Regions from separate parts of the Homo sapiens genome. Here region 2 is linked to region 1. The links are chromatin loops, found by intact Hi-C in ENCODE. Cell type or tissue: Caco-2. All regions are shown on one strand.

Region 1 (2,500 bases):
CTCTGGTAGTAAGAGCTGTCTCATTTTCTTCTTCTTGGTATGGGAGAGAACACCTTTACCCATGTAAATTTCCTTTACGAATATTAATTTATCTTACAAAAGTGAAATTTATGCCCAGCTTTTAGGCAGAAAAGAGGAAAGCAGAGAGAGCTCCTTCTGTGTTTGCTGGTTTCTTAATTGCCTTCAGCTCAAAATAATCCTTATGCCAAAGTGGAATATTTGGGGATGGCATATTTTGATCCCCTTCATATACTTTAGAATATTATTAAAGGTTCATTAAGATAAATTTCTTCCAATTTGTATAGACCTATTTTAATTTTACCTTATTATATACCTTAGCTGTTTATCTCCCACCTAAAAGATAGCAGAAATGTTTCTCTTTGTGAGTGCAAATAACACATGAGGCTCTTTAGAAAATAAAGCCAGAATTGTATTCATTCTACTTCTGTTTCAGTAAATATTAAATGAATGCACACTATGCTCTCAGAGCTGTTCTAGATGCTGAGAACACAGCAGCCAGATGGGGATAAGTAACAGACAAAATAGCCTGCCCTCATGGGAAGGCATTTTAGTGGGAGTGTTGCAGGAAAGGGGTTCCAATCCAGACCCCGAGAGGGATCTTGGATCTCAGGGCGAGTCTGTAAAGTGAAAACAAGTTTATTAGGAAAGTAAAGGAATGAGAGAATGGCTACTCCATAGACAAAGCAGCCCTGAAGGCTGTTGGTTGCCCATTTTTATGGTTATTTTTTGATTATATGCTAAACAAGGGGTGGATTATTCATGCCTCCCCTTTTTAGACCATATAGGGTAACTTCCTGATGTTGCCATGGCATCTGTAAACTATCACTGCGCTGGTGGGAGTGAAGCAGTGAGGACAACCAGAGGTCACTCTTGTGGCTAGCTTGGTTTTGCTAGGATTTAGCCGGCTTCTTTACTACAACCTGTTTTATCAGCAAGGTCTTTATGACCTGTATCTTGTGCTGTCCTCTTATCTCATCCTGTGACTTAGAATGCCTTAGTCATCTGGGAATGCAGCCCAGTGGGTCTCAGCCTTATTTGTCCAGCTCCTATTCAAGATGGATTTGCTCTGGTTCACACGCCTCTGACAGGAGCAGAGAGAGAATAGAAGTATGAAAATATTGTTAAAAATATGCCATACCTATATTTTTATGTGCAGTGGAGAAAAACAAGGTGGGGAAGAAAGAATGGGATTGTTGATCTATTGGGAGTTTGCAAATATAAAGAATATAGTCAGAGGAGATCTCAGTGAAAAAGTGACTTCTGAGCAATGGCATATCTAGGGAAAGAACACTGGCAGAAGGAACAAGGAGTACAAAAGGCTGTGAGACAGGAGTTTGAGGAACAGCAAGGAGATCTGGTGCCACTAAGGCAGAATGAGCCGGGGGAGAGCAGCAGGGAGGGAGCAGAGTCATGGAGGTGGGAGGTGTTAGGGCAGAGTAAGGACTTTGGACCTGCAGAAAATGAGAGGGCTTTGAACATAGCAGAAACATGATTTGACTTCACTGTTTCAAAAGAGTCACTCTCCCTGCACTATGGACAACAATTTGCAGTAGGGAAGGGCCTTTCTGACTTGAAATTAAAGGTGTGGCCAAATACCTACTAAAGCTGGACTCAACAAACACAGATGCTTTGCTTACTGGGCCAGAAGATAATATGAAAAAGTAAAGATAAATGATTAAAGCAGCTGGATGTAAAATGATAAAAGGCAATAGGTACTTAACCCCGGTGACAAGGATTTGAAGGAGTTATTGAGGTTGTGTCAAGTTCAATGGTGGGTGCCCACTTTGGAGGGGTAGATGTTGCTCACCTCCAGTTTTTACAGTGTGTTAACACAGGCCCTTCTTTTTAAAAGAAGATTAGACTCTGAATTTTTATAAGTCCCCTGAGTTTTAGACATATGGACACTAATTTGTATTTTAGACTCTCTTCAGCACAAGAATGTCTGGGCCAATTAAAGCATGTCTAAGTGTGGAATTTACCAGAAAGCCTTCAGTTTGCATTTTCTAATCTACAGCAAGATAAAGCCAGTAGTTTCAACACTGGTAAACAAATCAGAGGTAAGATAAAAGATGATGGGAGAGAGATCAGTCTCTAAATTATTTTTTTTCAGGTGAAAAGTTTATAAAATTTTCTTCTTAGAAATATTTAGTCATAATTCAATAATGATTATGGCCTAAATTAAGGCAATGTTTGCCTTAATGATTTTTAATGTGCTATCAGTTTAAAATGATTCTTCACAGAAATACACATTAGAATACTTCATCCTTAAATAGCAGGAACACTCATACAAACATATAATCTAAAACAAATTTCCTTTATGAACCTATAATAGATGGATGGTTCAGTTGTTTTTATTACAAATACATCATTGATTCACAGACCTCAGGCACCAGGAATTGCTGGAATCCATAGACTCACTATGTAGTTTTAGTAAAAATAAAGCAGTAAAAGTCTATAACCCATTTATTATCAATGTGTA
Region 2 (2,500 bases), 350 kb before region 1:
AAGGCTTCTTGCACCTCTGATTTTACATCCTTCCAGCCAGCTGCTGGGGAAATGAGGAGACGCATAGACTCTGGCAGGAAGGAAAAATTGCCTTCTGTGTTTTGCTCTGAAGTAAATAGGCAGTCTGCTAATTTTAGTGTCATATGGGCTTTCATCACTAGTTAAAGAATGTCATCGTAGAATCTGCAAAGAAACACTTCTTTAGCACTTTTTCATTTGGAGACTTTCCTATATTTCCCTATGAGAATAAACAGAGTTTGGTAAGATTTCTTTTGTATATTTTTCCATCTGTAATGATTCTAAATGATCTGGACTTCTGGCGCCCAATTTATCTGCATGTGGATTACAAATAGGATAGAATTCTCAGCTCTTTTATAATCACCAAAATAGGATACCAGATAATTTGTATAGGAGTTAAGAGGATATTTGTGTGTTGAATTATCTCTCAGCTTTGTTTCACCCAATCTTTTTTTTTTTGTAACCAAAGCAAGGGTAAAGACTGTACATAGATAAACACAGTTTATAAAGTGTTACTTTTGCAAGTGAAACTGCTTTTTACTTTCAATAATTAAAATGTATTAAATTCCTTAGGTCTAGATTAGCTCTGACTGCTTTGGTGTTTGTTGCAAATACTTGTGCTCTATTTTGTTTTAAAAAGTATAGGGCTGTTAATGGAACAGTGTACTTTATTTTTAGGTACAATAATTTCTGGATATCTTCATTATTTTTTAAAGACCTTGACCTCTTGAAAAAGCATAGATTGCAAAAGACACTGAATCACTGATGCCTGACTTTAAGTTATATTTTTATGAGAGATATTGCTAATGGCCATCACCCTAATAGAAAACTTAGAAAATTTTGATTTAATTCATGAGAATCTAGCTTCACGTATTTGTTTCATTTCTAGATGATACGTATTAAAGTCTTTATACTTGCAAATATTTCTGAGGATTAAAGAATACTTGTCCTCCCATTTTCCAAGATCTAATCACAATGATTCCCAGTCCTTACATTATAAGATTTGATCAGATCTGTTCTTTGTTTCCTAGCAGCATGTGTTCCCTAGCAGTCATACATTCCACAGGTCCTGATGTCATTAGAACTGTGTGTGTCAGTGTATTGTGCTGTCTTTAGCTGAAGGTGAATGTGTCAGAGTATTTGAATGCCATTCCATAGCTCTTCCTTATCACTAAGTATTCAGTAACCTGATCTATTTGTGTATATGGTTGACTAGACTATTTCTACAAAATCAGGGTAGGAGGAATGATTAACTCAAAGTTTTATATGAACTATTAATTTTTTTTTTTAGATAGAGATGTTAGGCTGCATCAGGCATCCCCGGCCTGAAGAGTGATAAGCCAGTATGTGATTTGCCTGATGGGTAAATGCTTTTGATGTCTCATTTTTGGTTGCTTGGTGTGATTATCCTTCAGACTGAGAGTGCTCCTCAAAAATATGAATGGAAAGTCTTTCAGAAATGATTTTCTTAATCATGATCTTCTTAACATTTTGCAGATTTAAATACTCTTTTCCACAGGGAATAATAGCAAGTATGGCACTTACTGGCTGCAGCTACTGTGGCTGGCATTGTTTCTACTAATTAGGAAAGGCAGATTTTTTTTATGGATTTGATTTACCATTGATTCCTTTGTGAGCTATAGCCAAGGAAATCATAAATAGTAGATTAAAAAGACTATAAAGTCATGAGGATTGAAGTTAGTCAAATAATATGATGCAAAACTGAATTGTTTTTCAGATTGGATTTGGACCACTTTAAGTGTTGGTTGAAACTCTCTTTGAAAAGGACTGCCAAGTAGAAGTGACAGTTACTGTTAGAAGTGGGGAGTTTTGGCCCAGAAATCAGCAAGGAAAACTGATTGCGATTTTCATATTTAGGATCAAACAGTGATTTTAAGAAATGCTGTGCAGCCTTAATTTAGCATGGTGTGAATGGCTAGAGTAGTTGGAATTTAAAAAGGATGATCTGTCCTTAAGTTTTGCAAATGGCTATTTTGCCTTCTCTTTCCTAGATTTGCATTATATTCAAAATATGCATTTGCTCACTTTGGGAGGAACCCTAAAGAATACAGCTGTATTGTAATTTATTATTTGTTTGCCCACAGGACATATTTACACTTAGATTATTATATTTATGTCTTCTTATTTCATGCGAATGCATTTCTTCATAGAATAACCAATTTTATAATTAAATAAAAAGTAAAACTTGCAAGTATGAGTAAGGTCCTCCTGACATTTTTCCTTGGTTATCTTTCTGTGTTTTGTCGGGTAGGGTAGGGTGAAGGCTAGGGAGTTGTTGATCAATGGAGAGAAAAATCCAGATTTTTCATTCATTGTAATACATTGTGAGAATGTAGCGTGAGCATGCTTGTAAATAGCATTTATGCATCTAAGGTGTGCAAGTTTTTCCCCAAATCTTGAATGTCATTACTCTGATCTGAGTGTCAGCATGGTCCAATAAAATTAATTCTACTGCTGCATA

The links. A loop is a pair of places that touch in the nucleus more often than their neighbours do. Peaks named below come from ENCODE experiments on the same cell type or tissue, not always from the same donor. Only the 100,000 strongest peaks of a DNase experiment are listed, where the experiment ranks them.
Region 2: a loop joins it to region 1, with 2.8 times the contacts of the local background. A loop is called at or near these places in 2 of 110 quality-filtered maps.

What each region holds. Positions count from the first base shown.
Region 1 is chr4:61,555,013-61,557,512 of GRCh38, forward strand. All of the region lies in intron 4 of ADGRL3 (adhesion G protein-coupled receptor L3), which reads left to right. Among named protein-coding and RNA genes, the nearest start is that of ADGRL3, 360 kb to the left of the region's middle. In Caco-2, no CTCF peak of the experiment used is centred here; DNase peaks (open chromatin) are centred at 969 and 1,459.
Region 2 is chr4:61,203,450-61,205,949 of GRCh38, forward strand. The region is part of intron 1 of ADGRL3 (adhesion G protein-coupled receptor L3); the gene reads left to right. All of the region lies in intron 2 of LOC124900173, which reads left to right. Among named protein-coding and RNA genes, the nearest start is that of ADGRL3, 4.4 kb to the left of the region's middle. In Caco-2, no CTCF peak of the experiment used is centred here; no DNase peak of the experiment used is centred here.